Linked DNA regions of Homo sapiens: regions 1 and 3 are each linked to region 2. A link is a contact called in ENCODE Hi-C or POLR2A ChIA-PET data. All regions are on one chromosome and are shown on one strand. The core of a region is the stretch at or near the end of the contact, and the rest is flanking DNA. Distances in the headings are between cores, read along the strand shown.

Region 1 (3,834 bases), core at 65-2,564, 2.0 Mb after region 2:
TCCTGGTAATCAATTGTAAAGGGAACATCCCATCCTTGGGCCTGGTAGTCATGTGGGACCCTATAGCAATCCGGTTTGTGAGATCACTCACGATGTTACATGCTCAAGTGGATGTTACACGGAAATTTATACAAGAATTAGGAAAATTACCATTAGGACTAATTTTTGCATAGATCTAGCTAGGCTTATGTATGTATGTAAATATATATGTAGACAGAGCATACAAGTATATAGCCTATATACAAAGCATTTATAAATAAAAAGTGACATATATGTATAAAGCAGAACAAAAATTTTGAAAGTACATGTCAAAGTCCAATTTGTTCAGTGGTGTGCCAGGCCAGCTTCTACATGCTCACAAGGCCTTTTTGGGCATATTTCCAGTTTCCACGTTCAGTGATTCCTCTGTCCCCATCCCCAAGAGCTAGTTGTTAAATATTTACCAGCAGCATATCATTGACTTTCTCTCTCCCCTGTGTACACACAAGCACACACAGACAGATACACAGATACAGAGGCACTCACTAATTTCTCCTCCTTCCCTAGAGAGGACCACTGTTAGGAGATGTACACATACCGATACAGGTTTTGAATTAATCATTACCAGCTACTTGAGCCAAGTGAAAACCTGATGGTAGCACTGGTTCCTCAATGTTAAAAATCCATTTTTAATTCCCTAAAGCCTTTTTATTTTTAAAATTTTGCTTGGCCCCTGACTCATGCCCAGCCACCTTGCTTTCACTTGCATTTTTATGGGCGTAGCTGGTGACCATGTAATTTGTCATCTAAATCGGGTCACTTCTGAGAATGAAAGGTGCTAATTATTTTTACACAATAGGCATAAACTAGAAGATGATGTACCTTCACGTACAGTGAATTTATTAAGGCCAGAAACTGATACTTCACACCAACAGGAGAAAATCCTATTTCCCCAAAGACAGGTGCCTTACACTGTAAGCCAATCTCACTGAAGGCTGGAGCTCAGACATTGGCGGATGCCCAACTTCAACAGAGAGGCTGCCAACCCAATGGAGGCTGAGGTCCGCAGAGCCAGCAGCCTGCATTCCCAGAACTTACACTGGGAGCAGCAGTTCACTGCCAGCCCCAGCTTATGTGTGGGGAGCTGTAGCCATTTGGGCAGAGGTAATTGCAAAAGATGTTGATTTCTTTGCATCAATTCCCTGGGGGGTAAAACAGGCCTTTAAATGTGTCACACAGATGTTTTCATGCTTAAATAAGCCAATACTAATCTTGGCTTTCAGTTGAGAGGAAGGACAAGGTTCCCTCATTTGGTCCCCTTAACAGTCAGTGTGGAGGGGAACTGAGATGTTTTCAGTAACCACTATGTGCAGAAGCCTTTGGCAGGCATGAGTTCACCGAACCCTTGGAGCAAAACTGCAAAGTGGATATTAACATTTCTACTTGGGGAACCTGAATGCATTCTGTGTAATTAAGTAACTCCTCCAAATTCACATGGTTAATATATGGCAGACCTAGAATTTAAATCAAATCCTACTTCTTTGAATCCAAAGGCACATAACCTGCAATGCTACTTCCTTTCCCAATAAGAAGGAAACAGATATGAAACAGTGACAGACAAGAGAATTTGAACCTATGTAGGAAGATTCTTGGATTTCTAGTCTTCTTCCTTCAACATCCATCCAATAACACACACAGTCCAGACAGCAATCTCCTAAAATATGCCAAATCTTGCTATGCTCATGGACTTCCTGAAAATTAATTTGAAATAGACCTGGGTGATCTATAATCATATTCAGACAGCTGGGTTCCACTCTAGGGGATAGTAATTGATTCTCTGAATGCTTCTCCTGGGTTGTTTCTTAGATTACATGGCTCAGGTAGAGACACTAAGTTTTAAGCTCTCCCTTGTACCCTGACTTAGCATGCTGCTTCAGAGTGATCTCTCTGAATGTGTTGAGCTGATTTACAGAGCACATATTTGCTGAGTTGACTAATAGCCTCTTTGTGCCCCATCATGAAAGGACAGACCCTACTTTAATTCTGTTCCTTTCAAAGACTCTACTGTCTTTGAGTTAAGGCTTCATTTGTGGTCACCAGGCCTTTAGGGAGCTCTGTGTTAGTGAAAGAAATGTGATTCAAATCCCCTCTCAGACACAGCTCCTTCACACTCTTGGTAGAGATAATAAGAACTACCCTTTATTGAACCAAGACTTCTATGGTAGTTGGCAATGATGGATCCTCACAGCTATGTTATAAAATAAGGGAGGTATTATTATCCCCATTATTTAGCTAATAAAACTAGCTCCCAGAGAAATTAATGTGACTTGCCCAAGACCACACAGGCTGCTAATGGAATGCCAGAATTTGAACCAAAATCTGGCTGGCTTCAAAAACCCCTGTCTTTCCACTAAAATGTGCTACTGCCTTCCCATACAATACTGAAATCAGCTTAGCTGCGAGGCTTGTACAGTCGTATCTTCATGTACTTCATATACTTCGTTTTCCTCATTTTTTTTAACCCTAAGGGTTTATTATTCAGCTTAGTGCCATTCAAGTTTATGAAATGTCACTTATCTGCCATATGCATTCTAAGAGGTTTCAGACCCATAGGATCTAATGTCGGATATACCATGATCTTTGTTTCCATTCATTTAACAAAACTCCTTTTAAGAAGTGTCCTTTAATTTCAAGAAATAACTGGTGATATCCAAAAGGAGGTAATGGGGGTGCCACAAAAATGTGGGGTTTCTGACTGTGAATATTTAATGGATTTGGTCATTGGTTTGTTGTAACACATTCGTATAGTCTTTTTTTTTTTTTTTTGAGACAGAGTCTTGCTCTGTCACCCAGGCTGGAGTGTAGTGGCGCGATCTCGGCTCACTGCAAGCTCTGCTTCCCAGGTTCACACCATTCTCCTGCCTCAGCCTCCCGAGTAGCTGGGACTACAGGCGCCCGCCACCACGCCCACCTAATTTTTTGTATTTTTAGTAGAGACAGGGTTTCACCGTTTTAGCCAGGATGGTCTCGATCTCCTGACCTCATGATCCGCCCACCTCGGCCTCCCAAAGTGCTGGGATTACAGGCGTGAGCCACCGGTGGCTCAGGTTAATATAGTCTTAAGAGATAATGTCTTCTGGAATGAAAAAATGTCAGGCAGTTCTGGGAAAGTGTTTCCCAAGGTGTCGTACCAAGGCCATCTGATCAATGAGGCCAGGACAATGTCATGAAATGATTGACAGGGCTCACTGAGAGCAAAGCTTTGACAGATTCCTGGGTAAGTGGTGCTGAAGAAAGAAAATAAGGGCTCTAGTGACATCAGTAATTTCACTGCACTTTTTATCATTTTTTTCTGAATTCCACAAGTAATGTATTGAGCATCTACTCATTGGTGGACATTATGAATGCAACAGTGAACCAGGTACAGTCTACTTTCATGTAAGTGCAATTCATTAGACAGCAGAAAAGTAAACAGATAATGCCAAGGCTGGTTTCACCTTAAGACTTTCACAGAAACGGTTTTAGTTTTGTTTTAGTTTCATTTATTTTTGAAACTGTAAGTTTGAAAACTAACAGGAAAATTGCAAGGATAATACAAATAACTTTATCCCTTACATTTAGATTAACCATTTGTTAACATTTTGCCACATACTCTTCATAGTTTTTTTCCTCAAACATTTGAAAATGAATTGTAGATACCATGCCCCTTTAAATTTAAATACTTTAGTGTGTATTTTTTTAAAACATAACATTGTCTTGTATAACCAAAATACAAGGGTTAAATTCAGAAGTTGTTTTGTTAGTTCAGTGTTTTGAATGAAAAATAAACATGCATACACAAGGCTATGCATATGT
Region 2 (3,379 bases), core at 368-2,867:
ATAAGCATACAAGTTATGTTCAGGCATAGGCCTTTGGGATGACCAAAGTAATCAGGAGGAAAAAGTCCTCAGATATAGCACTTTGTCATTTTGAAACTTCAAATTACAGTTAAAAAACAGGTTTCAGACTTTTTTTGAGGTAACTTGAGCTCCTGCAATCAACAACCTTCTTCACCCCATAATGTAAATGAGTATCGAAAAAAAGGAAACAAAGTAAGCCCCGTCACACGGACAGTAAGAGAAATTCTGAACTCCAGGTCTGTTCCAGGATGAGAGCCATGTCCAAGATTCTGCATTCTCTTCTTCCAACCACTCCTTTCAAGAACTCAAAATGCCAGTCAGTGCAGGTAAAGGAAGATGCACATCCGCCGGTTGCCAATTTCTGAAATTTTCTTGTTACTTCTACGATACAGACAAGTGATGCCTTCTCAACTTCGTCCAGGTTTCTTCCAATCTCCGAACACGGTGACTCCGAATCCTCTTGCCACTCCCTTCTCCAGGGACCTACCTAGGCAGCACTCCCAGCCCCTGCCAGCTCTGGAAGCTGCAGAGATCCCGACAGTCGGGGATGGGGATTGAATCCTCTCATTGCAGTGCAATTAAGCGGAACCACGACCACCGCACAGATTGGCTGACAACACACATTCCATAAGACCAGCAATCGAATTTTGAGAAGCCTTGTCCAATCAACAGGCTTTATTTGGGATTCAGTTTTTTACTTTGTTCTATTAGGAGGAAATATAATCAGCCACCAGCTTAGCCCTCCAAAAGAGGGGACAGAGATGTTTCTCCGCTTTTGCACGCTATAAAGTGAATCTACAAGTAGTAGTTGGTGGAGGGAAAATGGGCCTGCATGGAGAAGGCGCCCACCACGAAGGCACGGCCAAGCCGGGTTGCACGCAAGAAACACACAAAATACCAGGTGATTTACACAAACAGCCCCCAGGACCACCATTTTTGTGGTCCCCAAGGCAAACCAGTGGGATTCTCCCGGCAGTTTTGCGGCAACAGCTAGCTCAACAAAGCTCTGTGAAGAGGAAAAGAAGAAAGCTCCTCGTACTTTCTCCTGCCAGCCGCAGCCCCAGCCCTCCCGTGGCCGCGGCCACGAGCCCTTTCCCCCTGACAGCCCGAGGGACCCCCGCATCGCGGGTTCCGAGCCGCACAGCTCGACCTGAACCCGGGTTCCCGCGTCTCCGGCGGCCTCACGGCGCCCCCGAGGGCGGAGACGGCCCGGGCAGGGGGAGGGGCGGCCCGGGTCCGCAGGCCCCCGGGGCGGCCGCACGCCCCCTCCCGGCCCCGCAGCTTTCCCGCCTTCCCCGTTTGAACAGCTCCCGCCCGCCCTCCTCCTTCTGCCCGCTCCAGCCCCTTCCTGGGGGCGGCTGCGGCCGCTACTCCAGTCCCCGGCTCGGCCCCTGGGCTAGGCCGCGAAGGGCCTGGGGCACCCCAGAGGTGATGTCGCGGGCCCAGGGCGGCGGGTGGCGACGGGGCGGGGCTGCTGCCGCCTCAGGGTGGGGGCCCAGCCCGGTCTCCTGGGGTCTCCGCTCGCCGCTACCTTCACTCGGCTCGCCCGGATCCCGCCTCAACGCCGCCGATCGCCGCCATCTTGGAGAAGGAGAGAAAAGCGCGAGCGGCCAGGGAGCCTCAGTCGAGCCCAGAGCGCAGACTCGGGCTCCGGAGGGGGAATCCCGCTCGACCAAGAGCGCCGAGCGCATCGAATAAAACTCGGAGCCTGCTGAGCGCGGGAGCTGGCACTTATTTATTGAGAATTTGCTATGTCCCAGCCTTGCCCTAGAAGCTTACAAACATTATTTCACTTAATCCTCACTGTATTCCTGTCGCATTTTGCAGAAGAGAACCAGGCTGAGAGAAGTTAAGTGACGTGCCCAAGGATACACAGGTAGTTGGAATGTGAGACCGAGTATTACTCCAAGTCTTCTGATTCTGAATGCAGTGCTTTCCCCAAAATACTATGCTGTTTCTTTCAAGATATTGTTATACAGCAGTTCTCCTCTTTGCAACACCTAGATCTATGCAGATTAATAGCAGTGTGCTTATTTGGACTTCAGCATCTACATTTGAACATTTGGCATATTAGGGGTGAGGTGAAGAACTTATCTTTGTAACAATGTACAGTAAAATAATTTGCATGGCGAATCATCTACATTTTTTAGTTAGAAACAGTCTTCAGAGAGAGAGAGGAAGAGATGTCATATACAGGCGAGAACACAATTTTTCTGATTTGCCATTGAGAACTTCGACCAATGAGTAGAAATTACAGTGTATAGAACTTGGTTTGATATGAAGAAGAACGCCAGGGGCGGTGGCTCACGCCTGTAATCCCAGCACTTTGGGAGGCTGAGGTGGGTGGATCACCTGAGGTCAGGAGTTCGAGACCAGCCTGACCAATGTGGTGAAACCCCGTCTCTACTAAAAATACAAAAAATTAGCCAGGCGTGGTGGCGCGTGCCTGTAATCCCAGCTACTTAGGAGGCTGAGGCAGGAGAATCGCTTGAACCCGGGAGGCGGAGATTGCAGTGAGCCGAGATTGCGCCACTGCACTCCAGCCTGGGGGACAGAGTGAGACTCCATCTCAAAAAATATATATATATATGAAGAATAACTTATTTTTCTAGTACAGTTCAGTAGTACAATGGGCTTCCTTGTGAGTAGTGAGCTCCCTCCCACTGGAGGAGCGCTCAAGCAGAAGCTGGTGTTACTGTAAAGCAGAGAAGTTAGAGATGTAGATTGGCTTCTAGAGTTGTGAACCCCATGCAACGTAAAATCATGTGTGCAGTGTGTGTTTTCCTAGGGCCCAGGCCCCATAAAAAATTAAGAACCTCTGTCCTAGTGTATTTTCCATTGCAGAGTTGGGTGAGTGCTTGAAGACGAGGTAGTCATGAGACCAATAAAAGCAAGGTGATTTGTCTGAGACCACACTCTAATCAGTGATCAGATAAAGATGAAAAGCCAGATTGTTAGACTCTGGTTCAGTGCTCTTTTTGCTATATCATGCTCTCTCCCCCTCTGCACTGAGTAGAAGATTGATTCTGTTTCTTACAACTGTGAGATGCTGAGATGTTAAAACACCTGAGATAAAGTTGCTGAAATCATTTGCAAAATGTAACTGCAAATACTTAATAAAAGTAGCATGGCCTTTTTCTCCGCAGCTCCCATCCTACTCACCAAAAAGACAGGCAATGAGTTTCACCAAAAGGTGTTAGATTGCATTTCTGGGACACCCTGCCTGACGTTAGGCTTCCCTTTGAGGCATTTAAGAGCCCTAATGATGTATTTCCTTTTTGTTCTTCAGAGCCCTAAATCCATTGGTCAGGATGATTTCAGTTGTGACAGAAACCCATTTCCATGTGTTTCCCCAGAA
Region 3 (3,845 bases), core at 306-2,805, 1.3 Mb after region 2:
CGAGCTAAAAGACTTGGCATTAAACTTTGACACTTTAATGGTCTCTAGGATATTAGATAGTATTTTTTCATATAATGTTCTTCTCCGACACGGTAATGGCATCAGAAACAGAATCTGCTATGCCTGCCAACGTGCACGGTGAGGCTCATCGCCGCAGAGGTAAGACAGCAGGACCCCAGCTTCGCAGTTAACTTATCCCGAAGCTCCAAAGCAAACGTCTTTTACTTCTTCGCCGGGGACGCTGCTGTACCACCGCTGCCTCCCTTTCGCATTCTGCTGGGCTCGGTCAGCCGCTGAGATTAGGTAAACAGCGCTCCGGAGCCGGGGCAAAGCGGGCGCTGCTGCTGCTGGTGGGGGTCGTTGTTTCACGAGGCTGGAGGGAAGGGGGATGGGAGAAGGGTCCCAGCTCGGTAAAGCCAAAGGCCGAGAGTGTGGTTACCGAGGCGGGAGCCAGGTCCGGAGCCAAGCAGGGGCCAAGCCTCCGAAGCCCTTGCCGCCCCACCCCCCCAGCCCGACCTCGAGGAGTGGGGTCAGCTGGGCAACCCAAGCTCGGCGGCCCTTTCCCGCGCGCCCCCTCCCCAGCCCATCCTTCCCCTGCCCCTTCCAAGAACTAGGGTGGGCTTCCCGCTGCCTCGCTCGAGTCCTGGAGAGCGGAGAGGCGCGCAGAGGGAAGGCAAAGACCCGGCGGCCCGCCCGGCTGGGGAGAGGTGGAGACCCGGGGGGAAGGGGACCCCAGAAGCCCTGGGACCGAGCTGCGGAAAAACCCGGGAGCTGGATCGCGCGCCCGGAGCTCCGGTCTCCGAGTCCGAGTTGTGCAGCTCTCGGCGTCCTCTTTCTCTCCCTGCCTCTCTGCTTTCGCCTCCTCTGGGTCTTCTCTCGAGGGCATCCTCCTTCCATCCATTCTCACACCCCCGCTCCTGTGCCCCGACCCATTTCACCCACTTCTCCTGTGGCTCGGGAGGACTCTCCGTACCCCCACCCTGGTCCCTAGAACTGGGAGGCTGGAAGTCCATTCAAGGGATGTTGCGCGCCGGGTTCTTATGCCAAGAGGGAAAGAGCGAGAATAAAATCAGCAGGGGAGGGGCGTGTTGTGCGTGCATGGGGTGTGTGTTTGGGGTGGAGGAAAAAGAAATGTAGTTTCCTCAGAGGAAGAGGAAGCCTTGGACAGGATTCTTGGATACCGATCCCAGAAAGATGCCGTCAGAGCCCTTCGGCGGGGCTCCTCACAGACTCCGGCTGCCCCACAGCATGCCCACCTCCGAGAGAAGCTGCGACCCGAGGCGGGGAAACTTCCTACTTCTCACGACGGCTGTTTTGTGCAATTTGGGGAGCAGGCTGCATGGTCCTGCAAGCCTGCGAGCCTCTCTACCACGGCAGCTGCGGGCCCGTCCCGCTTCCCTTCCCCCTTTTTCCGCGAGGCACGCCAAGCCCGAGGCGGCCGGGAGCCGCCGGGGTTGGGGGAAGAAGGGCGGGGAGCTCCCAGCTTGCACCCTTTCATCCCGACCCGGCCCGGGATCCCGGCTCCGGGTGTTGCTTCCGCCTGCCTGCCAGCCAGCGAGCTGAAGAAGCACCGGGGCGGAGTCTCGCCGGGGGGCGGAGCCTGTGCGGGGGCGAACTCTCGGTCCGCGCGGCTGCGGCGCTTGCCATTGGCCGGCCGCTCGGTCACGGGGTCGGGGGCGGGCGCCGACGCGGGCGCCGGCCCCGCCCCCGCTCGGAACCCAGCCCCGGCTCGCGGTCCCCCCCGGCTGCACAGACATGACACAGACACACAGTCACTGCAGCTGCTGAGCGAGTCCGGCGCTCTGGGCACGCGGAGGCGGCGGGGCCAGCCCGGAGCCCGGACCCCAGCGCCCGCCCCTGCCGGTTCCCGCGCGGCGGCCCACTCCTGGCCGGGCGCGGGAGGCGGGGATCGCGCGCCGGCTCCGGCCAGCGGCGCCCGGCTGCCCGCGGCGGCTGCAGCGGCCGCCCAGCTCCGAGCGCCGGGCGCTCCGGGAAGCCGGCGCATCTCGGAGGCGGCGGCGGCGGCCAAGGCCGGCGAGCGCTCCCGGCGGCGGGGGCCGCCCGCCTCGGCTCCCCGCACCCACCGCGCCGCGATCCACTCGCCGCGCCTCCGCTCCCGTGACCTTCCCGGGGCGCCTCCCCTAGCCCCGCGCCCCCGGCCCCGCGCCCCAGGCCGGGGCGAGGCCTTTTCCGGCGCTTCTTTCCCGCGGAGCCGCGGGCGGGCGGCGCAGGCCCTGGGGGAGAGCGCGCCGCGGCCGGTTGCAGCCCCCCCCGCGCCGCCGCGTTCGGCGCCCGGCCCGGCCAGTCTGCTCCTGCCCCGCCGCCGCGCCGGAGCCCGGGCGCCCGAAGCTGGGGGCGCGGCCGCGCTCGTCTCGCCGGGCTGTTCGCGGGCAGGCCCTGCCCTGAAGGGACGAATCGGCTTGGAGCGCGGGAGGTGGAGTCGGCCCCGGCGGTCGCTCCCTGGACCCAACCCGAGGCTGACCCAGGCCCCTGCCCATGCGGGGCGCCCCTGGCTCGGAAGAGTCCCCCGGGCCGGGAGCAGCTCCAGGCAGCGGCCCCGGAGGAAGAGGAAGAAGGGACAGTGCTCAGCTTGGGGGACCCGGACCCTCGCCGCGGCATTTGGAGCCGGGGGCAGTCCCGAACTCTGTGCTTGGCACCGCCGCTCCGAGTAGGGCAGCGCCTGCCGGGACCCTGACCCGGACCCCCTGCGCCTCGTAGGCGGCGGCGCCGCCGCGCCACCCTGTTCTTCCGTGTCTCCCTCTGCCTGGCGGCAGTCACGGCCAAGGTAAGAGCCCCGGAGCGCGAGAGTCGCCGCGGGGGCGCCGTGGTGTGTAGCGCCGGACAAGTTCTCCGAACCTGTGGCTGGTACCCCCTGTACTCGGGATGCCGGCGGGGAGGCCGGGCACACCCTCTGCTGCCCCGGCCGGGAGCCCTGGAGAGGCTGGAGGTGGAAGCCCCCAGTCTCCGAAGTCCCCAGGACCCCCTCAGGGCCTGCTCGGCTTCTGGGCACACAGGCTGCTGGCAGGGAGCGAGCCAGGAGGAGTTTCTGGTTAACACCACGAGGGCATGTGACCGATACCCGCACCCCCGGCCCTCTTGTTAGCGGTGAGCACCTGTGGTTCGCGGAGCCTGCCGTGTTTGGAGAGGGCCCTGTTGGGCGGTACGCAACTACCTTTCGTGGTGTGATGCTGTGAATAACTTTTCTTGTTCCTTCTTGCAGACAGTCCTGCGCAATTTGGGGGCGAGCAGCCACAGCTTGCGAGTCCCTCTTTAGGACAGAGTGGTTGGTTGGCATTGCTATCTGTAGGGGGGAAGCCCAGCCAGCATGTCCTTCCTGTTAGTCAAAGCTGCTTGTGAGGAGTGATCAGTGTATAGCTATCCAGACATTCTTGTAAATGTCACTGCTTTTGAAGTTTTGGAGTGAGGACTCCAAAGTTTGTGTATCCTCAAGTTATTTTGTTCATTGCCTTATCCTCTTTTAAATGTTCCTCTTAAGGAACCTCAGTTGTACAAGCCTGTCCTTGCCTGTTTGAAATTTATTAAACCTGTGAGCTTCCCCCAGAACAATCTGATTTTAAATGGGTCACTTCGGAGGGAACAGATTGTCTCTTGCACACTGAATCCATCCCTTGGGTGACCCTGTTTAATGGGGTTGGACTCTTTTTTTTTTTTTTTTTCGTCTCTGTGCTGATGTGCCTCGGTTGAGCAGGTTTCTGCTGAATTCAGAATCCGTGAATTTTGTCACTCAGTCCATTAAAATGATCTCCTGAGGGAGCAAAATAGCAGCTTACATTTTTCGTGAATGTCACTGGAAGTTTTACAGGGTCTTATGTAAGTGCCCAGAG

What was found. Hi-C counts contacts between places; a loop is a spot of excess contacts on that map. ChIA-PET counts read pairs that join two places held with the same protein, here RNA polymerase II (POLR2A). Pooled maps may share reads with other maps.
Region 1: a loop to region 2 is called in a pooled map, with 4 times the contacts of the local background. The contact joins the enhancer-like site here to the promoter of HMGXB4 in region 2. A Hi-C loop is called at or near these places in 2 of 50 pooled maps. POLR2A ChIA-PET finds 5 or more read pairs at or near these places in 2 of 52 experiments (MCF 10A and OCI-LY7).
Region 3: a map with no recorded cell type shows a loop between it and region 2 (20-fold over the local background). The contact joins the promoter of LARGE1-AS1 here to the promoter of HMGXB4 in region 2. A Hi-C loop is called at or near these places in 3 of 37 single-sample maps with no recorded cell type and 12 of 50 pooled maps. POLR2A ChIA-PET finds 5 or more read pairs at or near these places in 1 of 52 experiments (MCF 10A).

What each region holds. Positions count from the first base shown.
Region 1 is chr22:33,268,976-33,272,809 of GRCh38, reverse strand. It overlaps LARGE1 (LARGE xylosyl- and glucuronyltransferase 1), which reads left to right. Exons shown (of 15, transcript NM_133642.5): 15 at 1-301. Among named protein-coding and RNA genes, the nearest start is that of LARGE1-AS2, 110 kb to the right of the region's middle. Within about 2 kb of position 1,314, at least 9 of the 41 ENCODE cell types and tissues checked have a DNase peak (open chromatin) inside an H3K27ac peak, as active enhancers do; they include OCI-LY7, where a contact is called at or near this core.
Region 2 is chr22:35,255,731-35,259,109 of GRCh38, reverse strand. It overlaps HMGXB4 (HMG-box containing 4), which reads right to left and starts at 1,617. Exons shown (of 11, transcript NM_001003681.3): 1 at 1,553-1,617. LOC105373017 (a long non-coding RNA gene) reads left to right here. Exons shown (of 4, transcript XR_938210.3): 1 at 1-922; 2 at 1,849-1,897. RefSeq lists a silencer at 1,058-1,557 and an enhancer at 1,823-2,323.
Region 3 is chr22:33,918,935-33,922,779 of GRCh38, reverse strand. It overlaps LARGE1-AS1 (LARGE1 antisense RNA 1), which reads right to left and starts at 1,555. Exons shown (of 2, transcript XR_001755630.2): 1 at 1,257-1,555; 2 at 1-373. It overlaps LARGE1 (LARGE xylosyl- and glucuronyltransferase 1), which reads left to right and starts at 2,304. Exons shown (of 15, transcript NM_133642.5): 1 at 2,304-2,785. RefSeq lists silencers at 1,437-1,936, 2,257-2,406, 2,677-2,776.